3 separate regions of the Mus musculus genome follow, and all the other regions are linked to region 1. Evidence: chromatin loops called from intact Hi-C (ENCODE). Cell type or tissue: heart. All regions are shown on one strand. Links, peaks and the distances in the headings refer to the core of each region. The heading gives the core; the rest is flanking DNA.

Region 1 (11,361 bases), core at 1,828-9,827:
CAATGAATTTATGAAATTCTTAGGCAAATGGATGGATCTGGAGGATATCATCCTGAGTGAAGTAACCCAAAAGAACACACATGATATGCACTCACTGATAAGTGGATATTAGCCCAGAAACTTAGAATACCCAAGATACAATTTGCAAAACACATGAAACTCAAGAAGAAGGAAGACCAACCTGTGGATACTTTGTTCCTCCTTAGAATGAGGAACAAAATACCCATGGAAGGAGTTACAGAGACAAAGTGTGGAGCTGAGATGGAAGGAAGGACCATCTAGAGACTGCCCCACCCGGGGATCCATCCCATAATCAGCCACCAAACGCAGACACTATAGCAGATGCCAAAAAGAGCTTGCTGATAGGACCCTGATATAGCTCTCTCTTGTGAGGCTATGCCAGTGCCTGGCAAATACAGAAGTGGATGCTCACAGTCATCTATTGGATAGAACACAGAGCCCCCAATGGAGGAGCTAGAGAAAGTACCCAAGGAGCTGAAGGGGCTGTAACCCTATAGGAGGAAGAATAATATGAACTAACCAGTACCCCTAGAGCTCGTGTCTCTAGTTGCATATGTAGCAGAAGATGGCTTAGTTGGCCATCATTGGGAGGAGAGGCCCTTGGTCTTGCAAAGATTATATATGCCCCAGTACAGGGGAATGCCAGGGCCAGGAAGCGGGAGTGGGTGGGTTGGGGAGCAGGGTGGGGGTAGGTTATAGGGGACTTTCGGGATAGCATTTGAAATGTAAATTAAGAAAATAACTGAGCCGGGCGTGGTGGCGCACGCCTTTAATCCCAGCACACGGGAGGCAGAGGCAGGCAGATTTCTGAGTTTGAGGCCAACCTGGTCTACAGAGTGAGTTCCAGGATAGCCAGGGCTACACAGAGAAACCCTGTCTCAAAAAACCAAAAAAAAAAAAAAAAAAAAGAAAATATCTAATAAAAAATTTGTTCAAGATAAAAAAAAGAAAGTGAAAAAAATGTAGGTGTTTGTGTATGAGTTAATTCACTCAGCATAGTGCTTTAAAGAAGTATCTATATTATAAACATTATTTAATATTATATATAGATATTTTCCTTTGTATGAATATATTTTTTAATCCATTCAGTTGTTGATAGAGAGCTGTGATATTTTTATTTTTATTTTTTATATTATTATTATTTTTGTTTTTGTTTTTGTTTTTTCGAGACAGGGTTTCTCTGTGTAGCTCTGGCTGTCCTGGAACTCACTTTGTAGACCAGGCTGGCCTCGAACTCAGAAATCCACCTGCCTCTGCCTCCTGAGTGCTGGGATTAAAGGCGTGCGCCACCACACCCAGCGAGCTGTGATCTTTTAAGTTTAGGGGTGGTTTTAAATAAACTGTCTTGAGTAGTTGTGTAGTTTTTTTGTTTGTTTGTTTAAGTTTCTCTGTATCTATCAAGGAAATAGGTCCACTGACAAAGAATTGTAACAGGACTGAAATGGGTAATGATGTTACCCCACCAAACAACTAAAACTCTTCTCTTTAAAAAAAGATGGAACTCCTTTAAGCACCCATTTTTCTCAGCCAGGTAACAGACGACAGAGACAATGAGGCCCAGGTCTCTTTACCTTCAGGAAAAGAATTAGTTTGCTTATGGCTAATGTCCATATGTTCTAACCTTTATATCCTAACCTTCTATAAACTGTGAGATGGCCACAAACAGTGGAGGTGAAAAATGAAACACACCTCCCACCTCATTTTGACAAAACTGCAAAGGAATCTATCAATGCTTTCCTAATTTCTCAGAAACTAAGGTAGTGGGTGCCTGGCAACCATTGCATAATTACTCTTACAATGGAAACTGAATCAGACACCAAACAATTTTACTGGGGTATTGTGGACCAAATTCCCAGAAGGAAAAGAAAACAAACACCCCACTATCCATGTATATGGTTTAATGACTAGAACTCTGTGACTGTGGATGTATTTGGTTTCGGTTTAATTGACCATCCTTTGGAATGCATTAACTTAGTAGGACCACTAGCTTCCACCACTCAAGAGCTAAGGACATATCAGACAGTATCTGAGAACCACAGCAAAGCTTTTGCCTCTTTGCTGTGATGGCCTTCTTCATGTTTCCATCAATGTATATTTTTAAATGGTTTGCTTTATGACTTTATTGTTCTATAACTATAAAAATCATTATGAGACAATTATCACATTGGAATGTGTGATTTGGGCCAACCTGAATGTTTTCCTAGGCCATGGTCATTCATTTGACTTAAGAATAAGCTGTCTCATATTTCCCTTTGAGGCGATTTTTCTAACACTTCACCAGTCAGTTGTCATAGGCAGGGTGTTATGTGGTGCCTTTCTTTAAACAAAAAGGAATATCACGTTCAGTTGCAGTGAAGTTACTTAGTACATAGGTTTATCTTTCAGGAGTCTGTATCCCTTTCTTTGTTTTCCCAGACTTCAACTCTTCCCTCTTGGGAACCTTAGACTTTCACAGTCTGCCAGGCAAACATGATAGAACATACTAAGAGTTACAGGTTAAAACTCAAAGCAAAAGAACTAAGTTAGATGAACACAAATATCTCTCCACACAGATAAAAAGAAAAGCATGGTGTGGACCATGAGACACTGCAGGAGTCAGCTCTTTGCTGGGTATTTGTTTCATGATCCTGGAAGCAAAGTGGAGTAAATATAGAAAACAATACAGATCTTTTTTCAAGGATTAAGTACATCCCCGTTCATTTTAGGCTGTCGTCATCATTGAATAAACTTTTGACATACAGAATATTACAGAGGCACATATGACAATACAAGCAGACCATATGAATGTTCACTCTGGTCTCTTTTGGGGAGCTGAGGGGTCCTGGAGACCCAACCCAGGCCCTGGAGCATGTCAGGCAAATGCTCTACTGCTGAGCCACACCGGAAGCCTGGGCCTGTTTTTCTGCTGAGTATAACTTAGAAGGGATTTGAGCCATTGGAAAAAGTGCTAACACATTTGATACAAAACTGCCTGACTGGAGGCAACCTAACCCTGTTTGTTTGTTCTCTCTCTCTCTCTCTCTCTCTCTCTCTCTCTCTCTCTCTCTCTCTCTCTCTCTCTCTCTCTGTGTGTGTGTGTGTGTGTGTGTGTGTGTGTGTGTGTGTGAAAAAAGCTGAGCCAGCATCCACTCAATCTATTTAACATACACGTGTGCCGTGTGCCTTCTTGTGTGTGTTAGAGGGAGGCGGGGCAGAAACTGTGACCTTTCTGATCAGTCTGATGAGGCAGTATTCACATCCAATTTATGAAACATAATTATATATGATATAGAATCTGAAACTAGAATCACCTGTGGTGACTAACCTTCTGGGGGAAAAAAAAGGTAGTGTTGCAACTTTTAAAGGGAAATATCAAACAATTGCAAAACTAGACAGAGAAAGGACTTGCATTCCTAAAATCCCTCTTTGACTGTCAATCTCTCATAGCCCAGTGTGCTCCAGACCCCCAAAATGAAACAAATCCTCAGTTTACATTTTAACTTCAGTCAGTTATTCTAAAAGATCAGTTTTTTAAGTAATCTAATTATGGAGCCAGCCAAAATGGCACAGGGGCTAAGGACTCTTGCCAGAAGTCAGAATACCTGAGATGCAACTACTGACACACGAGGAGACTATTCCTGAAAGCTGTCCTCTTTTACGTGTGTGCACACAGGAAGACAGAACACAGACAGACACACAGAGAGAAATGTTTTAAAATGGTAAAATGTAATTATGATACCCTTTCAAAAACTAAAAATATTTCCTCAAAATCCAGAACATTCCAAAACCAGGGCACAGTCAAGTTCCACAAGTTTTGCTGTTAGGGCTCTCATTTTACTTGGCATTCTCATAGGAGGTAACCTGTTAACTTAAAAACTTGACTCACAAGGAAATGCTAGGTATAGGTCATGCCAATATGTGCTAGCATACATTCATAAATATAAAGCACCACTTTTCGCGTGTCCTCTGTCACTGTGGGCATGATCTACCTCTGGGATCTAAGGAACAACGCCCTAATCAGATCATTTGCACAAGTTGGAGACGAAGGGGAACAGGGACATGGTGGAGGGTTGCCACCGTTTGGCCACCACCGCAGAAGGAGAGAAGTTGCTTAAGCCTCGCTCCCCAGGGCGGGTCCCCGAGCCAGCCGCCCCGCTCCAGTACCAACCGCCCTTGCAGAGCAGCAGTGACCCGGTGCGCCCGGGCAGGGTTCAACCGCCCTGCAAGTGCCCGCAAGTGCCGGGAAGTCCGCGAGGAACGCCACACACCCACCTCACCTCTCTGCCTGCTGCAGAAGGCTGGGAGCCGCCCCGGGGGAACCGGGCGCCCGTGGGACACTGCCCTCGTCCGCCACAGACGTCGGCGGTGGCTTCCCGCTCCGCACCGCAGCGTCACCCCGAGTCCTAGGAAGGGAAGCCTCGTCGCGACGCGACCGGCCAGTGGCCTCCACGAGTCGTGCGCTCACCTCAGCTGGCACTCCTCAGTCCCTGGCGTAGCGTGAGTAGCCAAAAGCCACCAACCTCCGTAACTGCCTGAGCGGCAGGTCCGCGCGTCGCTCACCTCCGCTCGCCCCGCCCACCCACGCCCCGCCCGCCCCAGGTGAGTCCCCTCGAGGGGCGGGGCCACGCGAGGCTCACCTCCGCTCGCCCCGCCCCGCCTCCTGTCTTTGGTTACTGCGGGAGTAATCCGGATGCTCTTCTTTTCTTTCAGTAGTCAGGCCCAGACTGCTCAGGGTAAGGTGCGTGACTCCACACTGTGGTCTTCCATCTAGCTCATACTGGAAAAAACAGCTTGCATGCGGGCACTTCCGAGTTGACAGTGCGTAGGACGCCCCCTGCGGGTTGGGCGACAAGAGGCGACCGAGTTGACCGACTGAGTAGGCAGAAGATTGCAGGAGTTGCAGGGTGAGGGGAAACTCTTTCCTAGTGTGTCAGGCTTTGAGGATCTAATCCCAGTTTGAAATGCTCCTAACTGCCGTTGTGTCACCCACCACCTCTTGCTCTGTAGCTAGTTTCTCAAGTTTACCTTTCAGTCTGCAGACGAATATGCTCCCAAGACCACAAGACTTGAGCCACTAAGCAGTTACCTTAGTGCACTATAAATTCTGATTTTTCAAAATTAAAGTCTGCGATAACATATATTGCATTTCTTTCTTTGCCGGCCTGTATTAACTCAGCAAATATTTGTTGAGAGCCTATGGCCTGTTAGTTATTTAAACATTTAGCACATGGCAAGCTTGCTTGTTTCCCACTGCTCTCTAAGGGGATCCATGAGTGGAATTGTAGTCTAGGCCTTTCCACCTCCCGCTGGGGCTGAACTGACCTTGCCAGGAACTCAGAAATGGCCTGACAGGGCAGTAAAGGTACCCTGGCTGTTAAATATGGGCTGTAAGGGGAACTGGGGTGTGCCCATCTCCCAGCTCAGAGGAAACATCCTGGAAGAAAGGAGAAATGATGAAATCCAGTGAGGTTGTGAGGTGCTTCAGCCCAGAGCTCCCCAGGGGCAGAGATGGAAGATTGCCAGAAATGGCTGGGGGAATCCCTTTTGTGGAGAAGGAGGGAAGGAACAATAGTAGGTATGCAGTTAGTTCATGGGTCTAAAAAAAACAGCAGCCACCATCTCTGGAGTGTGAACATCAAACAGAGCCAGCCATACATCTCTCTAAACTAACTAACTGTACAACAACCTTGCCTGCTAGGCTTGACAGAGCAGGCAGTGCCATCCTTCGGTGGAGTGGTGCCTTGCTAGAAGAGGGCTGGAGCGGTAGCTCCTAGGAGCCAGCCTACACTCTCCCAGTGCCTTTCTCAATGGTCCAGGAGGCTGAGCCCACTCTCTTCTTCCATCCCCAAATGTATTATTAATAGCTGTCCCGAGACCTTTCCCATCTAGAGGTGTTGGGACGACTACATACCAGATTCCAGGAGGCTCCTGTCTGGAGAGCTGTTGGCGAGATTTTGGCAGACCCATTGCGTCTCAGTTTCTCCTCTTCTGTAATAATGGAACTGAAGGTGAGCCCAAGGCCTCTTCTGTCTCCCTTTTGACAGAATTCATTCAGAAAAGTGCTATGATGGCTAACCTGCCCTCCAACTTGATTGGTTTGGAGTCACCATGGAAACACACTTCTGGATGTATCTGGGAGGCCATTTCCTGAGAAGTTCATGTAGGTGAGAAACCCATCTTGAATGTCGGCAGCACCGTCCTTGCAGACCAGGGTCTTGGATCAAATGAAAGGGAGAAATGGAGCTGAGCTTCTGTCTCTCTGTTACCTGACAGCAGCTGGCCCCTCTCCCGTCACCTGCCTTGGCAGCCACTGTAGCCTGAAGAAGCCCTTCCTGCCTGAAGTTGCTTTTGTGAGGTTCTTTGTCACGGGAATAAAGACATGAACTGAGGTAGGAATCCAGAGCTTCTGGAAACCCACATCAGAGGTTTTCATCCCAATTCTCCTACCTCTAAATTGTCAGATGTCTACCAGAGACACATACTGTCTCAATAATTCCTCACTTTAACTTCTTGGAAAGTCCTATTCTTCTTCAGGGAGGTAATTTACCAAGCTAAAGTGTAGCAGATGCAGCTGCTGGGGAGATGCAGCAGGAAAGTCCTGGGAAGCCTGGCACTCTTGCTGAGGACCTCCTCCTCTCTCTCTAGTTTCCTTCTTGCTGGGAGCTGGGGGTGAAATAGGAATTGTAGACCAAGAGCAACACTTCACAGAAAAAAGGGACACCGGTTGTGGTGGTGCATGCCGGTAGGATTTGCTGAGGAAGGCAGAAAAAAAGGGACTTTGCCCGCCCTGATATGCTATGTTCAGGCTTCTCCTTACAGGGGAAAATAAAAATTCCTTCCTCGTTTAACTCACAGTCAGGATAGTTCCGTAGCAGCAGATACACTGTTCTTTCAGAAGACAAGGCTAAAAATTATTCTAGGCACCTTACCTAAAAGGGTGTCATCCCAGGGAGAGACGTTTTTCTCCCCAAGCATAAGAAATGATAGGTTCACCGGGCGGTGATGGCGCACGCCTTTAATCCCACCACTTGGGAGGCAGAGGCAGGTGGATTTCTGAGTTCGAGGCCAGCCTGGTCTACAAAGTGAGTCCCAGGACAGCCAGGGCTACACAGAGAAACCCTGTCTCGAAAAACCAAAAAAAAAAAAAAAAAAAAAGAAAGAAAAAGAAAAGAAAAAAGAAAAAAAGACCGGTTCAAGTTTCATCTTGGTAGGTTATATTGTTATATTAGCCAATGATCTTGCATATGTTGGGAAATTAGGCTTTGTAAATCAAAAGCTATCATAAAAAAGCCCGTGATACACAGTATGTGGCATATGAAAGTGATTTATCATTAACCATTGGTATCTAGTTTCCACCCTCTACCAAATGTTCCTCTAGCAGAATTCAGCATCACATATTTTCATAAACTGGGGCCAGGACTCATTCCAGGGTATGGTTGAGAGGAAGGTTTTATTGTAGGTATGAAGGAGAGAGCATCCAGAAGCATCCGGAAGAGCCCAGAGCAGAGAGAAAATTGTTCACCGAATATAGACATCGGACGAGGCCTTACGAGAAGGGGCTGGCAAGGAGGAGACAAAGAAAGGACCAAGAGAGGGGCAGAAGAGCTCAAGGATAGCTGAAATGGCAGGGTTATAAGGAGAAACGAGTAGTTGGGGTCAGGGCAAGTGCCTGTGATGGTAAAGTGCACGGTACAGGAGCAGGTAGGAAGAGCCAGGATGAAGAGCATCCACTCTGAAGTGCCTAACAGGTACTTGAGATCCTGAGGGAGTCTGGGACCAGCAAGTGCTTTGGTACGCTGATAGGCACCACAGATGGACATTTGTCCCTCTGCCAGTGGTAAGGAAAGTGGCTCCTTTGTTAGTGAGGAATAAGCCCCACAAGTTCTGAAGGGAATGCTGGCTTCTGTCTAATCACCCAAATGTGGGAGGGAGGACTCTCCTTCGGACCCGACAATATCCATTTCCCAGTTTCATTCCTTAGACAATTGCTTATTCAGATTCTAAATGTTTTTGCAACAGCAAGTTTCATTGCACAGCCCCAGGGCTTTTCATTTATGTGTCTGCGTCTGCCTCATGTGTGGGTGCCTGTGGAAACCAGAAGAAGGCATCTGAGTCTCTGCAGCAGCGTTTACAAGCAATTGTGAGCTTCCTGGTGTGGGTGGTAGGTCCACCGGGAGAGCAGCTAGTGCCCTTAACCACTGAGCCATCTCTCTAGCCCTTGCCTGGCATCTTGCCTTAGTCAGGGTAACTGGTGCTGTGATGAAACACTATGGCCAAAGCAAGTTGGGGAGGAAAGGGTTCATCTGGCTTACGGTTCCATATCACTGTTCAGCATCAAAGGAAGTCAGGGCAGGAACTCAACAGGGCAGGAGCTGATGCAGAGGCCATGCAGGGGGTGCTGCTTACTGGCGAGACTCCCATAGCTTGATCCACTGCTCTCTTATGGAACCCAGAACCATCAGCCCAGGGATGGCACCACCTACAGTGGACTGGGCTCTCCCCAATCAATCAGTAATTAAGAAAATGTCCCGTAGGCTTGCCTCCAGCCTGATCTTTCATAGAAGCATTTTCTCAGTTGAGAATCTCTCCTCTGATGACTCTAACTTGTGTCAAACTGACACAAAACTAACCAAGACACATCTTATTTCATTTCCTAGATGCTCTAACAAAAACGTGCTGCATTTTGGTCAGCCATGAATTATTACTGTTTAACAGGTAAACTGCACATTTCTATTCGACTCCTGGTTCTTTTTTTTTTTTTTTTAGTGTGCGTGCAGGCGTGTGTGTGTGTGTGTGTGTGTGTGTGTGTGTGTGTGTGTGTGTGTGTGAGAATCACATGTGTGAGTCTCGGCACCCGTGCATCCAGCATTGGATGATGGGAGTCCTACTCTGTCCCGCTCTGCTATGCTGGAGCTTGCCCTTTCCTTTGTTTGTTTTCCAGCTAACCTAGTAGTGAATGAGCCCCAGTGCTGGGGCTGCAGGGTGAGCATCCTTGCTTGGCTTTTTGTTTGAGTGCTAGGATCTGAACTCAGGTTCTAATGCTTGTGTGACAAGCACTGTTACTCTCTAAGCCATCTTCACACAACCACCATAGCTCACACTTTCTTTCCTCTCTCCCTCCCTTCCTTGTTTGCTTGCTTGCTTCCTTCCTTTCTTTTTGGTTTGCTTTTTGCTTTTTGCTTTTTGCTTTTTGCTTTTTGCTTTTTGCTTTTTGCTTTTTGCTTTTTGCTTTTTGCTTTTTGCTTTTTGCTTTTTGCTTTTTGCTTTGTTTTGTTTTGTTTTGTTTTGTTTTGTTTTGTTTTGTTTTTTGAGCCAGGGTTTCTCTGTCCTGGCTGTCCTGGAACTCACTTCGTAGATCAGGCTGGCCTCCAACTCAGAGATCAACCCTCCTCTGCCTCCTGAGTGCTGGGATTATAGATGTTTGCCACCACCTCCAGTTATAGCTCTTTCTTATGTCTGAAACTCTAACATCATCAGTGTTTGTAGGTTTATAGTTTAACTGCTAGGGATATTTTAGTGGTCCAGAATCAATGTTTAAAATTGAAGCTGAATAGCATTAAAATCTTATGTGATTCATTTTGCTTTTTTTTTTTTTTTTTTTTTTTGGTTTGGCTGTTAGTTAATGCTATTCATTGAGCTTCAGCCCAGAGCACGTTGAGCACCACTTGACATTTTCCCCCCCAGATTTATTTACTTTCTGTTGTATTGTTGTATGTGTGTTTTGCTACATGCATGTTTGTGCACTACGTGCATGTATTGGGCACAGAAGCCAAAAGAGGGCATTGGATTTGCTTGAATGGCAGTTACAGATGGTTGTTAGCTTCCATGTGGTTGCTGGGAATTGAACCTGGATTCTCTGGAAGAGCAGTCAGAGCTTTTAACCCCTAGCCATCTCTCCATCCCTTTGGTTTGGCTTTCTAGCTTAAAAAAATGATATGTGTCTTCAATCAGTTAAGAAGCTAAGTAAACAATTAAAAAGTGGGTGAACTATAGTTTATTTAGCCTCTAGAATTTTAGTTTTGTCTAGCTTGTCTTGATTATAAACCATTTTCCTGGGGGGGGGGGGCGCTAGAGAGATGGTCCATGGGTTAAGAGCACTAGCTGCTCTTCCAGAGGACCCAGCCAGGTTCAATTCCCAGCAACCACATGATAGCTAAGCCATTCATAATTTTAATTTCATGGGATCCAACATCTTTTTCTGGTCTCCATGGCATGCATGTGGTGCATAGACATACGTGTGAGCACAACACTCATAAGTAAACCTGAAAACAAAACCACATTTACCTTGAATCTTTGTCCCTACACTTCTGCCTGCTTGTCTGATCTGACCCCTCTTCCGTGGTATAGCTCTCTATGCTGGGATAGACAGGGCAAAGCTTCTGTCTATTCCTTGATTGGATTATAAAAACCCTCCCAATGGCTTCTGTATTTGTCCCCTCTCCCCTACCTTCAACCCCTTTGCAATGTAACTTCTGGAATAGTCATGGACAGAAAGGGTGACACCACTCTCCTTTCAATGTTTCAAAACCTCCCAGTAGCTTCCTATTTAGAGTAAACTCTCAGAAAGGGCAGCGAGGCCACAATGGCTGCCCTCCACCCTGGATTCCCAGGCAGAGAAGCAGATGGGGAATGGATGGGATGTGGAGCAAACTTACTTCCCAGGTGACATATCTTGGTACTTGGCTCACAGACAGCGTCTCAGTAGGGTGCTGTGGTATCTATGAAAGGGGAGGAGGAGGCTACTGCAGATACTGTGGCCCCAGCAGAAGCTAGATTCTAGCTTCACATTCTTACACTGGTCTGCTTGCTCTATCACTGTAGACTTATGGTGAGGCAGAACATCTCAGCGCAAGATGATATGAAAGAGCAAAGTCACTTGCCTCATGGTAGCTAAGAAGCAGAAAGAGGGAGACATGAGGAAAGGACCAAGGACAAAATATAATCTTCAAAAGGTGTGCCCTCATTTCCTAAAGTTTCTACTATCTCCTGAAATTGCACCAATCAGTGACTAAGTGTTCAACACACAAGCCTGTGGGGGAAATTTCATGTTCAAACACCTAGCCTAGAAGTCCTCCATCTGCCATCAGTGGCTTCTATGTGAAGCCGAGTGGGTCATTCATTCAGAGATGGTTGCTAATGCTGGGTTGTGGGTATATGCAAGTTCTCCATACTATTTTGTGAATTTGTGAAATTTTCACAAGAGTAAAATCAGGAAAACATTCTGCCAAGGGAATCTTTTGTGCAACGAATGACAGCTTTACCAGTCAATAAAAACAGCTTGTTGTCAGTGAGCTGAGGCAGAATTAGAAGGTGGGCCGGTCATCTGGCAGAGGAGGGGGGGAGGGGGAGAGGGAGAGGGAG
Region 2 (8,000 bases), core at 1-8,000, 75 kb before region 1:
GCAGGAAGGTCTGCTTTGTGGTTGCTGATTGTTGTCTCTGTTAGCCCTGGCTGTTTAGGGCAGTGACTTAGTCTGTGCTGACCTTTACCCTCACATTAAACATGGCTGTCACCATGAGCAGACACTAGTGACCATTCACTGTGTGCTATACAGTGCCGGTGACCACTTCCACTGGTGAGGTTACGCTTTTGGTGAAACTGTTTTCTAGTTTCTGGGTTGTGAAAAGGTATCTTGCTAATTTTTTTTTTTCTTGCCTATTTAGAACTTGATAATAGTTCAAGATATCATGTTAAGTATAAAATGAGTCTAGTGGGATTTTAGAAGGAATTTTTTTTTTTGAGGGAGGTCATATGTTTGTTTTTTCTTGCTGCTGTTCCTATTCGGTATTGCTGTGTGCCCAGGTTGGCCTTGAGCTCAGTGTTCTGTCTCAGGCTTCTAAGTGCTGGAGTTACAAGGCTGTGCCACCATTCCTGGACAGATGTTTACTTTATTCTAAATAGATGTTTAGAGTTGGCGTTTGTTTTTTTTTAAACTAGTATCACTTGTTGCCGTGTATATCTTCATAAATAAAACTTCATAGTACTTTACATGGTTTATGCCAGGTTCAGAAATCATGATTATTTTCATATTTAATTCTAGACACCTAAAATTATCAAACTTTTTCAACAATTTGACTAAAAATGTAACACTGGATGCCACTTAAAGTTATTTTATGAATGTTCAGGTTTTTTTTATTAAGATTTATTACAGTTTTAATTAGTTAAATCTATTTTTAAAAAAGTCTCAACCTTTGTAAATTTGAGAGAAAGCTTTGGCACAGGGAAGGAAATGAGCTGTTTGACAGCGTTGTGTTAGTAGAGCATCATCTTTCATAAATACCAAGCAGGCAAAGTACTTTCATCTGTTATTTTCCAGAGGCACTTTGAAACTTAATCCTTACATTTAATAAAGTGTTAGGTGGGTAATTTTGTTCTAATTTCATGGTCTCATGGCTCCCTCTCTGTGATTTTGATGTCATAGTACTTCAGGAAATCTTCACACTTGGATAAAAGGGGCTAAACCTTCCCATGGGGACCCAAAATAGATCGTATGTATCTTAGGGTGTGTCTACTGTGGTAAAGAAAGATGTTTTCTGCATATATCATACTAGCTTCTAAAAGTTCATTTGATTCTTGAATACAACGGAAAGGGAATGAAAAAATCATTGCTGGCTTTACTGTGGTTTAATAGTAATTTTCATAACAGTCTTTAATAATGAGTAATCTTGCATATAATTTCCTTGGCAATATATTGGCCTGACATATATTATTTTGGAAATTTACTTTGAGTGTAAAAAGCGCTGGCACCTATTTTGATTCATAACAGATAGAAATGAACAGAATCAATGGTGTTTTTAAAATAGTTATTTGATTATGTAAAGCAAAATACCCTTTTTTTGAATTTTTTTCTAAAAAATCTGTTCAGATGTGACCAGTGTCACTTTGGAAAGCTTCTGTAGCTGGCTCACAGCTTGCTCTCCGTGACACACTACGGGGTCTCAAAACATTCTTGTGAGTGCTTCCAAAGTTCTCCTTTCAGGTTGTCAGCATTGTGGTTTGCTTTGCTTCTAAATTTAGTGCATTTAGAATTAAAAATTTCAAAATTCAGAATACCTCATTAAATGCATTTTTGGAAATATTTCAAGGTAGTATGGCTTGTCATTGCAGGTTTATCAAGTAGAAGATGTGTGTGAGGAAGAAATGCCAGAGGAGTCCGATGAGTGTGCAAGGATGGACAGAACCCCCCCACCCCCCACCTTGTCTCCAGCAGCTGTCACTGTGGGGAGGGGAGAGGACTTGACATCCGAACATCCTTTGTTAGGTGAGGAAATACAAAGTACAGAGGATTCTATTTGATAGATGTCAGTAATAAAATTTTTTTCCATTAGAGATAGCATTAAACTAACCATTACTGTTGTTAACTATAGCAAAAGATAGATTATATTTAAAAATTTAAAATGTATGAAGAATATTGTCTTATTAAAAAATAAAAATTCTTGTTTTCTTGGAAAATTCTTTAACAGCAGTGTAAAGTTATTGGTTTATAAAACCTTTACTACCACCCAAAGAAAACGTGATGTTTCAAGCATTATAATTATTATTGGCTAATACAGATGTGTTTCATGTGCCAACTCACATTCCTGTTTTAGCTATTTCTTATTTAAAAATTAGAATAAGAGACTGGGGAGATGGCCCAGTGTGTAAAGCACTTGTTGCTCAAGTATGAGGACCTGAGTTCAAATCCCCAGAGTCCACATAAAGCTAGGCACAGCAGCACATACCTATAATCCCAGTGTTCCCATAGTTAGAGGAGACAGGAGAATATCCAGAAACTCGAGGGAGGGCCAGGTAGCCTCATGTGTATATCAGCAAATAACAAAAACACTCTGTCTAAAAATAAGTAGAATCAGAGATCCACATCCAGGGTTGTCCTCTGACCTTCACACATGCTTTCATGTATGTGCTTGTATACACACACACACACACACACACACACACACACACACACACACACACACACACACAGTATAAATCAGACTAGCAGGAGATTATGTTAGGGGCTGAGTACTTGCTGAGCATGCACAGAGCCTTGGTTTCAGTCCCTAGCACCATATAGAAAGCCCCAGGCATGATGGCAGTGCCTCTAATCTCAGCATTAAGTGAGGTGCAACATGAAAGCACTGGCCATGACACCAGTGGTCGGCAAGTGACTTTTGTACGCATGCCTTCTTTCTTCCGAGTTCTGCTCTCACTAAAAGCCTACATATTAGCTGTTCCACCTCTCTGCGTTAGCGCTACAGTCAAGGGTGGATGCTACTGTGAGTAGTGACTCCTTCTCAATAGACATTTTCAGCCAAGTCTACTTGGGCCTGCTATGTGCTCATGCAGCGTTTCCCTAGTCAACACACAGCAACACAGGAGCTGAAAGCAGCAGCCTCTGAGAGGATTCACAACACAGGAGCTGAAAGCAGCAGCCTCTGAGAGGATTCACAACACAGGAGCTGAAAGCAGCAGCCTCTGAGAGGATTCACAACACAGGAGCTGAAAGCAGCAGCTTCTGAGAGGATTCACAAGAGCCCCTGCTCTGAGGCTGCAGCCGTAACCTGCCCAAATCACTGAAGTTCCTACTTCTATGGACTTGGGGGTCCTTTTGAATTTTTTAAGTGAATATATAGCCATCTGAATCATGTGGAATAGACAGGAAAGTAAGATATTTATTATCTATGTAGCTTAAAAGCAGATAGAAACTCAATTGACAACTTTTGTAGTTTTTCTTGAGATGATATTTAGGGCATTTGCAGGTTCTATGGGGAAAATAAGAATAAAATATTAGGTGCTAATTTTGAGCATATTAGTGTAGTCTATAGAGTGGGGATGTTGTATGGATTGAATGAGACAGCAGTGCGATGTTCTTGGAGAGCAGTAGATGTGCTCACTCCTAAGCCCTTTCATCTCTGTAGGGCACATGGCTAACCAGGAAATCCCCTTTCTTTCAGAGCAAGTGGAGTTGCCTGCTGTGGCCTCAGTCAGTGCTTCCGTGATCAAGTCTCCATCAGACCCCACCCATGCCTCTGCTCCTGCACCTCCCCTCTTAATCCCTGCTGCCTCCACCAGGAGCAGCAGCACTTCTCTGGCCAGCAGCACTCCCAGCCTGGAAAACAAGCCTCCACAGGCTATTGTGAAACCACAGATTTTGACCCACGTTATAGAAGGCTTTGTGATTCAGGAGGGGCTGGAGCCGTTTCCTGTAAGTCAGAAGCTTATTTGTGTTTTTAAAATTATTTTTAGTTACACAACACTGTCTTAAAACAATGTTCTACTATTGTTCTCTAAGAAAATGCTTGTAATTTTAAGTTTAAAGATGGACTTGTTTTTAAATGTAGAATTTTAGCTGTCTAATCTTTTAATGTATTTCTCTGTACAGGTTCTGAGACTTTTTCACCCCCTTTGGTTTTTCATGACAGGGTTTCTCTGTGTGGCCCTGGATGTCCTAGAACTTTCTCTGTAGACCAGGATGGATTTTAACTTATAGAGATCCACCTGCCTCTGCCTCCTGAGTGCTGTGTTTAAAGATGTGTACCACCTCTGCTTGGCCTGAGACATTTTGTACTAGCCGTTTCTGATCTTAACTCTGCTTGCCTGTCTGATGGGGATGCTTTTATGATGTGTCAGAATTAAATATGTTAATGTATCTAGATTTACTAGCCATAGCTATTACTGATTGTCACCATTGTAATATCAATTACAGCTTCACTTTTTCTTCTACTTGTTTGTTTGTTTGTTTATTTTTCTTTCCTATTTTACATCCTGACCACAGTTTCCCCAACTCTTCTCCTCCCAGTCCTCCACCTCTATCCACTCCTCTGTTTCCCTTCAGAAAAGAGCAGCCAGTCCTCCCAGGGATATCAAACAAACGTAGCATATCAAATTGCAGTAAAACTGAGCACATCACCTTGTATAAAGACTAGACTAGGGGGCTGGAGAGATGGCTCAGTGGTTAAAAGCACCGACTGCTCTTCTGAAGGTCCTGAGTTCAAATCCCAGCAGCCATATGGTAGCTCACAACCATCTGTAATGAGATCTAACACCCTCTTCTGGTGCATCTGAAGACAGCTACAGTGTACATAGATATAATAATAAATAAACCTTAAAAAAATAAAAAAGACTAGACTAGGTAATCCAGCAGGAGGAAAAGAGTTCCAAAAACTGGCAAAAGAGTCAAAGACAGCCCCTGCTCCCACTGTTAGGAGTCCCACAAGAAGACCAGGCTACACAACTAACACATGCAGAGGACCTAGGTCAGACCCGTAAGCTCCTTGAGTCAGTTCAGTCTCTGTGAACACTTATGGGACCAGGTTAGTTGATTGTGTGTGTGTGTGTGTGTGTGTGTGTGTTTTGACCCCTCTGGGTCCTGCAATCCTTCATCCCTCTCTTCCACAGACTTCTGAGCTCCCACCTAACATTTGGCTGTGGGTTTCCGTCAGTTTCCTGTTTCCGTCAGTTGCTGGATGAAGCATGCTAGCCTCCTTTTTCCTAGGACTATTATTAGGGATCATTTTATTGACATTCTTTTTTCCCAGACTTGTTTGGTTCTGTCCTAGGTGTATGTGCTACTCGTTCCTTGGTATTTAACCTCCCTGGGTTGTTGCATTATAGCATGATTATCCTTTATTTTACAGCTAATGTCCACTTATGGTACATACCATGTTTATCTCTCTGGGTCTAGGTTACTCAGGGTGAAATTTTCTAGTTCTGTAGTGTGTGGGGTTTGCTTTAATCCAACATAAACCCAACATAACTCAAATGCAAGCTCAATGAAGTTGACAAAAAATTGGCCACAGAACAGACTCAGGAGCTAAACTACGACCTGTAGAAGTGCTGCACAGCATACTTAAAGGATTAAAGCATGACGCGTTAATAAAGCAAGGGGGAGCAGGGTGGGCTGAAGTATTGTCCAATCACATTTTGATATGAGAGGTTGAGCAAGGGAGTTTTCACCAGTCAGGTGAGGAGTGGGTTCCTGGGCCTGGGAGCATGAACTTGTGGGACCCTGCCATCAAGATGGACTAGTTGCCCTTGAGATGTCTGCACTCAGACGATGTCTCCTTAGAAGTTGTCCTTGAGCTACCTGGACTCTGACGACTGTTTTCTTACAACAGAAGCTGTTAGCTATTGGAAAGTCCCCAGCTCCCCTGGGACTTGGGACCTTGAATTTAGCTTCTTCCTATGATTGAATGGAGTCTAAAAATGAAACGGTAGTACTTAGAATAAGTCTCTTTTGCTTGTTCCCTACAGTACCATCCATTTTGCCTGCAAGTTTCATGATGATATTTTTTTAACAGCTGAGTAATACTCCTTTGTGTGAATGTACCACATTTTCTTTAACCATTCTTTGGTTGAGGGACATCTAGTTTGTTTCTATTTTCTGGTTATTATGAGTATAACTATAGTGAACATGGTTGAGCAAATGTTCTTGTGGTATAGTGGCACATCTTTTGGGTATATGTCCAGGAGTACTATAGCTGGGTTTTGAGGTAGATCTATTTCTGGTTTTCCGAGAGACTGCCTAATTGCTTTCCAGAGTGGCTGCACAAGTGTGCACTCCCACCAGCAGTGAGGCATGCTCCCGTGCTCCACATCCTCATGAGTGTTTGTGATCTTAGCCATTTTGACAGTCATTTGGATTTGCATTTCCTCAGTGGATGGCTAAGGATGTTGAACATTTCTTGAAGTGCTTCTCGGCCATTTGAGATTCCTCTGTTGAGAATTCTCTGTTTAGATCTGTACACCATTTTTCAAATTGAACTTTTTGGTTTGTTGGTGTCTAGTTTCTTAAGTCCTTTATATATTTTGAATATTAGCCCTTTGTCAGATGTGGGATTGGTTAAAACCTTTTTCATTCTGTCGTTTTGTCCTATTGAAGGTGACTTTTGTCTTAACAGAAGATGTTCAGTTTCATGAGGTCTTATTTATTAATTGTTTATCTTAGTTCCTGTGCTATTGGTGTTCTGCTCAGGAAGTTGCATCCTGTGCCAGTATGTTCAAGACTAATTGTCTATCAGGTTCAATGTGTCTGATTTCATGTTGAGGTCTTTGATCCACTTGGACTTGAGTTTTGTGCCAGGATCTATTTACATTCTTCTACATGCAGACATCTGGTTAGACCAGCACTGTTTGTTGAAGATACTTTATTTTTTTCATTGTATAATTCTGGCTTCTTTGTTTAAAAAAAAAAAAACCAGATGGTCAAAGATGTGTGGGTTTATTTTTCTTTATTTTTTAAATTTATTTATGTATGTGAGTACAGTGCCTTGTCTTCAGACACACCAGCAGAGGATATCATATTCCATTGCAGATGGTTATGAGCCACCATGTGGTTACTGGGAATTGAACTCAGGAACCCTGGAAAAGAGCAGTCAGTGTTCTTAACCACTGAGCCATCTCTCCAGCCCCTACCTGTCTGTTTTTATGCCAACAACCATATAGTTTTTATGACTATTGCTTTGTACTAGAGCTTGAGATCAGAGATGATGTTGTCAGAAGTTCTGTTATTGTGCAGGACGTTAAAGATATCCTGGGTTTTTTGTTTTTCCATATGAGGTTGAATATTTTTCTTTCAAGGTCTGTAAAAAAAAAAGGTTGTTTTGGAATTTTTATGGGAATTACATTGAATCTTTAGATTGTGGTAAGATGGCCATTTTTCCTATGTTAAGCCTAATGATCCATGAGCATAGGAGAGCTTTCATCTTCTGATAACTTCTTCAAAGGCTTCATACAGGCCTTTCACTTGCTTGGTTAGAGTTACTCCAAGATATTTTATACTATTTGTGGCTATTGTGAAGGGTATTGTTTCCCTAATTTCTTTCTCAGCCTGTTTGTCCTTTGTATGTAGGAAGGCTACTGATTCTTGTGAGTTAATTTTGTATGTAGCTACCTTGTAGAAAATGTTTATCACTTATAGGAGTTTCCTGGTGGAATGTTTAGGGTCACTTATGTATGATATCTGTATGAATGTATATCTGCCAATAAAGATACTTTGATTTCTTCCTGTCCTGTTTGTATCCCCTTGATATCCTTCAGTTGTCTTATTGCTCTAGGTAAGACTTCAAGACTTCAATTATATTGTATAGTATGGAGAGAGTAGACAAACTTGTTTTTGATTTTAGTAGAATTGTTTCTGATTTCTCTCCATTTAAGTTGATGTTGATTGTGGTCTTGCTGTAAACTGCCTTTATTTAGGTATCTTTTGTATCCCTAATATCTCAAGACCTTTAGTCATGAAGGGGTGCTGATTTTGTTAAAGGTCTTTTCTGCATTTAATGAGATGATCATGTGGTTTTTGTCTTTCTGTTTGTTTATATGGTGGGCTAAATTTATTGATGTATGTATGTTGAGCTATCTCTCTATTTCTGGGATGATGCCTGCCTGATCATGGTCGATGATCTTTTTGATGTATTCTTA
Region 3 (11,361 bases), core at 976-8,975, 47 kb before region 1:
GCCAGTCTGTTTTAAAAAGCGTATCTTCCAGACAAATGCTTTGGCTGTGAAAAGGGATTGTGTTTTAGCATAAACAGTATTTTTGAAGTTCTCAAGAGTCTCTAGTCTAGCCTTTACCCAGGTTGGCATGACTGACAATTTTCCTCCTGGTTTGTACATTAAGAGCAATAGTTCTCAGTGGAGAACTTGTCCTCCAGGGGACAATTGGCAATATCTAGACACATTCTGGTTGCCATGGCTTGGGCTTGAGTTTTGTGAGGGTGGTTATAGGAACTGAGGTGTGACAGCCAGTGGAGATGTTGCTGACTACCCTACAGTACATAGGATGCCCCTCTGTCACCAGGAACGATGTATTATGGATGCCAGTGGTGCCAGTGAGCACAGTGGGCAGCCTGGCTGAGCAGAGAGGCATACTTAAGTGATGGCTGTGAGGAGGGCGATGTGCAGTGAAGGGTTAGCCAGTGGCACCAGAGTTCTGCAGAAGCAGGTTTTGGTTTTACCGTATACTAGAAAGGAAAGGAAATCCATAAACCTGGGCTATAAAACCAGGCTAACTCACAGACCATGTGACTCTGGTGTGGCCCTGGCCCATTGTCACCTCTTCCTGACTCTGTTCTGTGCACCGATGATGGTGCTTGATGCAGCCATGCCTCGGAGCCTCTTTCAGCAGCCCAGTGGCAGTGGAGGTGGAATCCCTTCCTTGAAGCAACCCTGCTGAGTCTGGCTAGAATGCAGTTCTTTCTCCCTTACTAAGGCTGTGGATTCTTCCCACGAAGTATTTAAAGTGATTTCTCTTAATCAGAAGTTTTTATTCAACAGTTTTCTGTTAGGACACTAAGCCAAATTTTTCTGTGGATGCTCTGAAATCTTTGTAGTGCTGGGCATCAAAAGATTTGCTGACATTGTTTGCTTTCTCTATCTTTTTGCTACATGTTTGAGAACTCTGAACAAATGAAGGGACATGTGCATAGCCTTGGCACAGATGGAAAAGACAGCAGAGTCTGAGCTCAGTCATCTTTATGGCGCTTTTCAGAGATTGGGTTGAGTTAGTAGAAGACTAAAAGATGTCACAAAGACATCACAGATAAATTTATCTTTTGGCTTTGTGTACATTAGAAAATGTTGGTTATTTTTATACAGAAATATAGTGGATAATTTTTTTAATCTTTAGATGCCTCTTGTTTGAATGTATGCTTTGTGAGATTATTGCTGTAGTAGTTTTAAGAGCTGTTCACTAGTAGTCCTGTGTAGACTCAGAATGTGTAAGTAGCTGAGGCTCCTGTTTCAGACTACAGTAGTATAGGCTACGTTCCCTATTTCTTTGTGTCACATTTGGTTATTCACATTTCAAGGAAGGCAGGTATTCTACAGTCACCTGCATATATTAGTACTGAGTCATCATGGCAGAGTTGTCACGGACGTTCCTGTCTCCAACAGAGGCTGGCTATGCAGCACTAAGGACTGCCTGCCATAATGAAGGAGGCACAAGGCACATTTCCTCTGGAATGAAAACTATGGTGTAGTTAGTAATCCACAGTGAATATGGGATTGTCCAGAATAGACCTCCAGCAATAATGCTTCCCTCCTACAAATACTTACATCTAGCCTTTAAGGCATTAACTCTGCACTTGTACTAAAACCAGCCCATCGTGTGCTTATGAGAAACCCCTGTGCCTAGCACTGTCCATAAGCACCCCTACACAGTTTACACGAAGGGTTTCTCTTGGAGGATGCCTTCTTGTCCTTCGTCTTAGAAGTAGCCCAGATCTTCTGTTGTCTGCACTTAAATTTAACTAGCAAATACACTTTTTTTTTTACAAGTGGGTTATTTTATTTAGAAGTGGCTCATTTGGTGTTTGGTAGTTCTCCCATTGCTGTAGGTACTTCTTTCTAGGTAATTTTTAATTGTGCTAATTTGAAAGCTTCAATTACATTAAATGGGGACACACTCTGTGTTTCTCTCTATCTCCTGAGTATTAGGCTGTTCAATGTGACATGGACAGGAAGAACGCTAGTTTCATTTCCTTTCTTATTACTAAGCACTTAAGAACTTTCTTAGAGGAAAAAAAGAAAAAGACAGGAAGGGAACATGGTTTCTTCCTATTGTTGCTTTCTGAGTTTGCCTTGCCTGACTTGAAACCCTTCAACCACTGTGGGACACACTTTTCACATGTTATTTGTTTTAAGTTCTGTGTTCTTAGGAAAATAAACAGCTGGCTTGTAAAAGTTACTTTAAACTTAGACGCTTTGCATACACACATGTAAGGCACAGTGACACAGCTTTATCAGCAAAGCAGGGAATGCTGCCTTCGCACCTGACACCTTCCGTGACAGTGACTAATGGATGGGCAGAGTCACTACCTGGGAGTAGAGATGCCAGAACAAGAGGAGAGCGTGTTGGTAAAGCAGCTAGAGTGTGGCAGAGCAGACGGGGCCTCTTCCTCTGCTCAGTTCATTAATCAGGGCAACCTGACTTTCTGTGTTTCTGTGCTGCTTTCCTCTTTGTTTCTTGTGTTGGAAGACTGGTGTGTGAGACTGTATTGTTACCATGCCTTTGAGTAACTATTCACAGTCAGTCTTCATATATTAAGTGCATCTATTTATAAACACAAATCTTGGATTGAAATCTTTCAGAGGACTCATTTTCTCACAAGCTTGTTAGGTTGTGTGTCTCAGCACCTGTGTCCAGTATATGAAATCTCTGACTGGGAATACTCTAAAAGCACTTCAGACATGTTCTCAGCTAGAGAGGCTGACTAAGTGTTGTAGTTTGAAGACTTGGGGAATGCCAGCAACACTTGCTGCTGACTGGTACTTTCAGCATGTGATGGCCTCACCTCCTTTCCTGCACTGAGTCCCATCTACCTCCAACCCCACCTCCAACCCCACCTCCAATAAAGTACACAGACTTTCTTAGTTTTTTACATGGGGTTGGGTTGCATCCTGGCTTGGAGAGCTTCAGGCTGTTGTACTAGGGCGGGCCTTTATAACTTCACCAGTTGTATTTCAATCAAAGTCTTATCCATCTATGCAATCATTTCCTAGTTTCTTGTGTACCATATGTCTGTGTGACTTATTCCTTGAAGGTTATTTGAGAAGGGGAGTGGAAAGGGGAGTAAGCGACAGATAGGAAGATGATATTGCGACCTGAATGAAGACGTTTAGCATGATGATGGTCCTTAGTAGCTAGATATCCTTGGTGATGGATAGCGGGACAAGGTGTGTTGTTAGTTGTTTTGTTTGTTGGTGCTAGGGACTGAGTCAGGGCCTCACACGCCACCTGAGATTGCATACTGTATTTTTTTTCTTGTTTGCCTAGACTAACCTGGAATTGTGGTCCTCTGACCTTCTCTCAAGTGCTAGAACTTAATATCTGTGCCACCATGCCAAACCTAGCCCCTATGGTTTTAACTTGTCAAGATTTGGTTAAAATCAAATTAGGTATTTCTCTTTATCACCTGTCCCTGCTCTGAGGAGTGTTGATATTAATAGTACCACTGGTACCCAAGTTGAGTAATCCTGGATTTTTGAAGATGATAATCAGAGGGAGAGAATCTGTCAAAATGTAGGAGTTTGTTATGATCGAGTGGCCAGACTACAGAGGCATATCCAGTCAGATATGACAGTTGGCTCAGTTTTGCAGCCAGTCATAAAGGGAAGGAAGGCACTGCAGGACAGTTGCTGACTGGTGGACTCCAGTAAGCCCAAGCCCACTTATTTTCTTGGCGTAAAGCAGAATGACCCGTGACATGAACTGTTCCAACTCCAGGCTTCAGTACTGATATGTCACTCCATTCAGAGCGTTTTGTTTCATATCAAAGCTGGGTTTTGAGTTTAGCTGAGTACAAATAAGTATTAGGAAGAGTAAATGTGTTTTGTTATTCAAATTTAACAAATTGAACTCATTGAACCAAGCCCTTAAGGAATTCTCTGGGAAGATATTTCTGGTGTTAGATTTTAAAATGCATTACCATATAGTTTATAGTTGAAATAAAAGCTGTTTTCCAATTAAAAATGTTGAAAATGATATTGACATTTTAAAAAGTGGCCTGAAATGGTTAGCAGTTGTATATGCAGTTTTAGAGTTAAGTCTATTTATTTAGAGTTAAGTCTTATCAGTTGTATATGCAGTTTTAGAGTTAAGTCTACTTGACATTATACTAAGAGAAAACTTTTCTTTTTGAAAGTTACAAGATATGAGTTTATCTACAATTATTACCATCATGTTCTAGAGAAAAACCTTAGGAGGCCCCGCCCTCTGTTGACACGCACAGCTTCTCTACAGCAGAGTCTCATTTGCACACACTCTGGCGAGTGCCATACCTAAGGGAAATTATTTCCACAAGGGCTTTATTTTCTTTCTCCTTTGATAACTTGTGGACCTTTTATTTTATTTAAAAATACAATTTGAATATGGTGTTAGGCACAAAACGAGCTTCTATATAACTATATTTTAGGCAGAGGTCTTTCTGAAGCTTTTCAAGTGTAAACCTACTGCTGTCTATGATATTCCTGATATTGGGCATAAATCTATAGGACGAGAAAATTTAAAGTAGTATGTAATGAATGAATTTTAATTTAAAAAATCAGTATAAATCTAAAACATCATTATGCTAGCATGGCATGGTTTTAATGAAATGTAAGAGGGATGTAGTTAAGTCCTTTATAATGTCTAACTTAGTTTCAGTCATCATCTTAGATATTCATAGTATCTATTGCTTTTTGGCTTAATGGAATACATCAGTGTTTTGTGGACCTTTCTCTGACAGTGGTGAACGAGTAGTGGAGATTAGAACATCATTGAGGAAAACATGAACCCACTGAGGGGACTTTTTAAATCTTGCCTCAACTAAACTAAATATGTACAGTGTTTAAATCCTTATACATAATGCTTGTGTTAAATGTTTTGGTAGTATTAAAAGTGAGCAAATTACAACTTTTCTTCAGGAGTGAGAGATAAACACACTTGCTGCTGCATTACTGTGCTGAGTGGAGAGGGAACAGAGAGGCTGGGAGACCTGGTGTTACTCCAGATGGCCGGCAGCCCTGGGACTCGATGGGCAGCTATTTGGCTTTTTATCTCATTTCAACGTAGTGTGATACCTGCACTGCCAAATAGGCTGGTTTTGTTGTTGTTGTTGTTGTTTGCTTAAATCATTTTTAAAGGAACACCCTCCCCGAGCTTTAAAGTTACAATCCTAAGCTACACAATTGGGATTCCCACGGGGCTGACCGACTGGCAAGTGAATATCAGCACCCATGCACTTGCTCCTTCATTTGTAAACTATCTGAGCACTTGGCTTCTGTGTGCAATATATGACCAAGAAAATAACAAGTAAAGTCTTCCCAAACAAACTCAGTGCTGCTTCAGCATCTATGTCCGCACAGCCAGGAATGAATGGCAATTAACCAGTAACGCCCTGCTCTCTGGGAGTGGGGGTTTAATAACATCCAAGTGCTAAACCGCACCACCACTCACATTGTTCCCACCTGTGGGCCATCTCCTTGACTGTTGACAACAGTAAGACTGCTTGCCCTGACCGGCTGTGAAACTCTTGTGACAGGCACTGTCAGGACAGTCCCTTTACGTGGTCTGTCTGTGGCAGGATGCAAGAAGTCAATGTGAAATCATTGTGCATTTTTAGTTGCAAAAGTTTATATCCAGTATTGATAGTGGAAGAGTTTTCCAAAACAGAATCATCTGAAACGAGGCAGAGAACAGGTTGCTACGGCTGCTTTCTCCACAGTGCTGACTCTATTGTAGTGTGTTAGAGACAGCCACTTCTCAAAGACAGGGTCTGCACTGCAGCTTGAAAATGCAGAACTGGTGACAGAAGGCAGTTCCTAGTTGGGTGGTGGCTCACACCTTTAATCCCAGCCTTGGGACACAGAAGCAGGCAGATCTCTGTGAGTCCAAGGCCAGCCTGGTCTACAGAGCAAGTTCCAGGACAGTCAGGCTACACAGAGAAACCCTGCCTCGAAAGCCACCACCACCACCACCACCACCAGAAAGCAGATCCTGCTTGTGCTAGCAAGTATTTAAGGAGTGAGTGAAGATGGGGTCAAAGTCACTTTTAATGGTGTGAATTCCGGTGTCACTCTGGGGCTCTGTGAATCAGGTTGTAATTCTTGTTTTAAATGCTAACTAACATCAGTTGCTACTCACATTCTCTATAAAGATATAAAAATATATTTTAAAAACTTTATGTATCATAGCTATAGGTTTTTAAAGCGGGGAAATGCCCAAATAAAGTGTTAAATTACAATATATAATAGATGCTTTCAAATTAAGGTTTTTGTAAGTTATAATAATCTAAATAGCCCACTAATCTGATCTTTGTAATTTGTCTCATGATTCTGGTTACTTTTAAGGTGTTTTTTAAGTTTTTGAAATATACCTAAGTTGTAAAATATCCTGTGTTGTTTAGATCTCTGTTGCATAAATGCTGTTCTTGTGTCTGTATTCTTAGACCTTAAGAGTTCAGCTGAGAATACAGGGTGTAATTTTTGTGTATGATTCCCACATTGATGGAATTGACTGCCAATAACCTCATTCAGAGATGGGTCTTGGTTTGTACAGTAGGGGATTAAAAATCAAAATTCAGAAATTGTTGGAAAGTGCAGGGATTATGCTAGAAATGAGGGTTGTACATTACAGACAGCCATGCACAGGGAGGCAGGGGAGGGAGGCTGCTGACTTCAAGCCTCTTGAATTTGGTGAGAATGCTTTGCGAATGGCACTTAAAATTTGTTTCACAAAGGCAGGTTGTTGGGATTATCTGTTTTTTAATATTTTAAGCACATTTTTAGAAATCTTGCTTTTGGTTCTGACCATTGTTCTAAAGTCAAAGTTTTATAATTTAAAAAAAAAAAAAAACTCAAAACATGATTCATCAAGGAAAAAAGCATCACCAAGGGGGAAAGAAAACATGTTCTAATCTTAGAGAAAGCAAATGTTAGGGTTATAATAGCTGTGTCTTACATTGGATGTTGTATTAGAGACCTCCTCACAGGAAATGATATAGTTCTAGCACCCTTAGCATAGAGTTCCTAGCCTGGCGTCCATAGCTACAGTTTTACAGTGTATAACCTGAGAATGAAGTTAATTTTGCATTGTAAGAGCACACCATTATCTGTGTAAAAAGTGTTCATTTGCTGTATTTTTTTAAGAAAAGAGAAAGCACTTTCATATTAAGTAGCATGTGTGTGAACTTTAGACTTCCTCTGTGTGTCTAGTCAGTGAAGTTCAAGGAGCATCGATGTCTGCTGGCGACGTTAACTGCTAACGGAAGCACCTTATCCTCTGCTGCTTACCCTTGCTTGGATTGCACCTTTGTTACCTGCACACTTTCACATAGAGTATTGTAACACGGCTTCGAGTGGGTCTGGGCGGACGGCTAGTGGTGGGCCTACAGGATCTTTTATTTATGTTGTTTATATTACAATAATATATTGTAGACCAGTTGTAACTTCAGTTCTTTACAAATAAAAGCCTGACTGGTTATTGAATTTTTATTTCTTTAAGCTTTTGAGAGACAGGGAAAGCTAATAAAGACCTTAATGGAGGGCTGGACTGACTATACATTTCTTGCGATCTAATCTACAAAGAGTATATTAAGTTCAGTATAGCTAAGTATGTTTTATTCTCATGTTATGGCCATTTGGAAGGCAGAAAACTGTGGAGAAGGAATTGTACACCAGTGAATTAAAAGGGCCGGCTCCAGACAGACATCTGAACTGCACAAGCACATACCATTGCTCACTGCAACCGAGGGTTGGTCTGCTGCGCTATGCTGTCAGCGCAGCCTCACAAATCAGCTGTGTCGGCTTTCAGTATGGTTGTATCTCTATTTGCATTTTAAAAACAGAACAATATAATTTTTTATTCCTTTGTAAAAATTAAGACCCAATTTTTTAAACATTTTAAATACTGTACCTCGCAGCCTAAAGATTAAGCTCCCTCCCTTCCAGTGTCTCCTTGCAGCAACACTGGCCATAGAGCCTATGACTCAAATCAGGCCAATCATTTCCTAGGTTTTGTATCTAAAGGTAGGAGCTTTAAATTGAGATTCTAAAAGCCTGGCTTGTTGGCAGCCAGAATGCCCTCTGTATTAGCAAATGACACTTAACACCCCAGAAAGTCTCCTGGTTTAGTTTACCTAGTTTATTTTGTTGTCCCAGGACCCTTTTCCTTAGAATGGCTCGGGTTAGGTTTCTGTCATTACGTGTCATCTGAATGTCTGAGGCCTACCTTTTCAGACAATACTGATTATCCCTTATCCAAAAGCATTTAAGACCAGGAATGCTTACCCTGTGCTTGCAGCTCACTCAGAGAATTTCTGATTATCCAGCAACATGGCCAACTTGTCTCTCTAGGGCTGGTGCTACCCGGAAGACCTGTATGCTCAAGGAAATGGGACCTCAATTCCTTAAGATGTTCATTGACACTGTGCGGTGTAAGTAAAAAACAATTACAAAAAGCCAATGGTGTAGCAGAGTGGAAAGAGCAGGGCTCCGATGCCAGGGTTGTGTGAGTTGGGGTAGGCTGCTTCACCTTGATGCTTCCTGCATCTTTATCTACAAGGGATGTGAGCAGAACCCAGCAGAGTCACCACATGCAAATGTGTCCACAGTGCCAGGCACACAGACCTGCCATTGCCACACTGCTGCTCCGTGGCAGGTCACGAACTTGGTAGGTAACAACTACTTTTTAAAACTGTAAACTTCTGTTACACATAAGCACATACATAAATGGATACGTGTGAGTTGTGATGTTAAAAGGTAAGTCATCCTGGGGGAGGAAGGACTGGATGATCTCATGTAGCCCAGGCTGACCTCAAGGTAACCAATGGTAACTTTGAGTTTCTGATTTTCTTGCTTACACCTGCCAAGTACAGGATTATAGACATATGCTATTTATTGCACTCAGTTTCCGTGCTGCTAGGGCTTTGTGCATGCTAGTAAGCAGTCCACCAATAAGTGACAGCTTCAGCCTAGAAGCTACTAATTTTAGGAATGCTAGTGGTGGTTCTTGAAACACGTGTTAGCATTTGTAAATAGCAGCCAAGATAGCTATGTAGTTTAATTCATAAAGCATGTTCAGATTAGTCTGGCTTACAGAGCTTTGCTCAGGCTTTTTTGTTTGTTTGTTTTGTTTTGTTTTGTTTTGTTTTAACTGGGGAGTGTGGTTAGGAGTTGTGCCCAGAGGAGTGTTGGGAATATGTGGAGACATTTTTGATTGCCACTTCTGGGGAAGGTGCCACTGGCATCTATACAATGTTAGGGTTATCCATACAAGACAGGATAATCCAGCCCTTAATCTCATGTTACTACCATGATTATGGCCTGGTAACCGTCTGCTATAACTGAACAAGCAATTGGCTTGCCATGGCCAGAGCCTTCATTGTTCCCACCTCCAGCGGTTGAACAGCTGAAACTCTGCACGAATACTTGTAGTAAAATACTTTACCTGGTGGCACACGCCATTAATCCCAGCACTTGGGAGGCAGAGGCAGGCGGATTTCTGAGTTCGGGGCCAGCCTGGTCTACAGAGTGAGTTCCAGGACAGCCAGGGCTACACAGAGAAACCGTGTATCGAAAAACCAAAAAAAAAAAAAAAAAAAAAAAAAAAAAAAAAAACCAAAAAAAAAAAAACAAAAAAAACAAAAAACAAATAAAATGAGCTAATCTCCCAATATATTTTATTTATACCAAATCCTGTTAAGTCTTTTATTTTTGCTCTAAAGTTTATAAAATACTTAAGCTCAGATCTTAAAGTTGGCAAATAGAATCTCAAATTTATATAACATTTTGCACCCAGTAGTTTTTTTGGAGTAAAACATCAAGCTGGACACATGTTAATGTGTTTACTTTGCATTTGGATTAATACCAAATATTCCACAATGTTGTCGAGCAGGCATAAACATTCTGCTGTGCTAATGTATCCTCAGCACTACTTGGCATCTGCCCCACGGACGCTGTGCTGGAAAGGGGGACTCGAGCTTCAGTTCCTGTCCCGAGCCACCTCTGTCCTTGTGAGACTGATCTTGGTGCTTCTGAAGTTCCTCCCAGCACAGCAGCATGCTAACAGATGACTATGGACATGGGCCTCTCCACTTGCTTAAGTCTATGGACTGGAACAAAGCAGCATTTCCAGTTGATGAAAGGATCCACAGGTAACGAGCTGTCTCTTAAATCAAGCTTGTGGCAGTTAAACCAATAAACTGCAGCGATGAGGAAACTGTTGACAAAGTACAGCCAGGGGACGTTCATTTCTATGTACGCCGGGATCTGAACTCTGAGGGAGAGGATGAGGACCTGAAGTGCTACAAAGGGAAACCAGGTCCCAAGAAAGCACACGATGAGCCTGGGCAAGAGTGCTTCTCTGCAGCTCAGGGCGTAACCGCAGTGGAGTGGGAAAGGAAAGTAGAGGGCGGCCTTGCTCTTATAGGATGCTATCCTCATAGCCTGAAGCAAGGCAACAACTTCCTGCCATGAAATCAGAAAAGCCACAAATAAAACCATCAGCATAGACAGTGAGAGCCAGTGACTCTGAGTGCTGACATAGGCGGGGCACTGGTACACATAGCCCCTGTGTGCCTTTAGGCTGACTGAGATGGCCGGGTCAACCAAAACGTAAGCAAGGACTGAGATCCAAGTTAAAATGACTGTCAAGAAATAAAGTAATTTCTGCCACCTAGATGACTGCTTGCTGGCTCTGGACAGATTACACCAGTAGTCTATACAAGCCAGTGAGCAGACTGGGTAATGCAAGAAGCCATAAGTGAAGGAAATAATTTGTGTGAGCAGACAGATGTGGTATCTGGTAAACCTAATACCTAGAACTACAAAGTCCCTGAAGTAGGTCAGGATGGAAATGTTTACCAACAGCAGGAGATCGACAAGTGCGAGTGAGAAGCAGAAGTACTCCATCAAAGTCCAGCGGGCGTCTCCCCTTCTCACTCTTAGAAGGAGGATGTTTAATAACACTTTCCCCAGGATGATCAAGAACAACAGACAGGAGGCCTCCAGGAGCTGCGGAGACTGATGGAGCTGGTATTGAAGAGAGCAGTTCTTTGAAGAAAGAGCTGTCATATTTTTAGTTAAATTTCAAGGCAGTCTGACGAGTACACAGGAGAAGAAACAGCTTCACTTTGGTTTTTTCCCTGTAAAAAGAAGAAAAGCGGTGGTGGTATTGTGGTGCCTCTACTTTAGAACTTGGCGTGCTTCTCCACTTGCCCAAATCATGACTTAAAGGTGGAGGGAAGCATTCCTAGTTGACAGACAGATACATGGATAATATGATCTTTCTTTCCTTTTTTTAAATTAGGTATTTTTCTCATTTACATTTCCAATGCTATA

What was found. A loop is a pair of places that touch in the nucleus more often than their neighbours do. Peaks named below come from ENCODE experiments on the same cell type or tissue, not always from the same donor. Only the 100,000 strongest peaks of a DNase experiment are listed, where the experiment ranks them.
Region 2: a loop joins it to region 1, with 2.3 times the contacts of the local background. A loop is called at or near these places in 1 of 42 quality-filtered maps.
Region 3: it touches region 1 in a loop (2.0-fold over the local background); 1 of 42 quality-filtered maps calls a loop at or near these places.

The regions. Positions count from the first base shown.
Region 1 is chr3:30,849,162-30,860,522 of GRCm38, reverse strand. It overlaps Gpr160 (G protein-coupled receptor 160), which reads right to left and starts at 4,573. Exons shown (of 4, transcript NM_001134385.2): 1 at 4,278-4,573. It overlaps Gm42198 (a long non-coding RNA gene), which reads left to right and starts at 8,530. Exons shown (of 3, transcript XR_880729.1): 1 at 8,530-8,715. It overlaps Gm42199 (a long non-coding RNA gene), which reads left to right and starts at 4,714. Exons shown (of 3, transcript XR_880730.3): 1 at 4,714-4,904; 2 at 6,045-6,389; 3 at 8,020-8,040. In heart, for the core only: a CTCF peak has its summit at 4,832 (motif pointing left); a DNase peak (open chromatin) is centred at 4,812; H3K4me3 peaks cover 1,306 bases; H3K27ac peaks cover 917 bases; H3K27me3 peaks cover 3,239 bases.
Region 2 is chr3:30,925,599-30,933,598 of GRCm38, reverse strand. Phc3 (polyhomeotic 3) reads left to right here. Exons shown (of 15, transcript NM_001165954.1): 9 at 1,707-1,860; 10 at 3,536-3,786. Among named protein-coding and RNA genes, the nearest start is that of Phc3, 40 kb to the left of the region's middle. In heart, for the core only: a CTCF peak has its summit at 3,657; a DNase peak (open chromatin) is centred at 3,648.
Region 3 is chr3:30,895,514-30,906,874 of GRCm38, reverse strand. Phc3 (polyhomeotic 3) reads left to right here. Exons shown (of 15, transcript NM_001165954.1): 15 at 1-7,580. It overlaps Gpr160 (G protein-coupled receptor 160), which reads right to left. Exons shown (of 4, transcript NM_001134385.2): 4 at 9,681-11,165. The coding sequence starts at 11,094. The coding sequence ends at 10,084. Among named protein-coding and RNA genes, the nearest start is that of Gpr160, 45 kb to the right of the region's middle. In heart, for the core only: no CTCF peak of the experiment used is centred there; no DNase peak of the experiment used is centred there.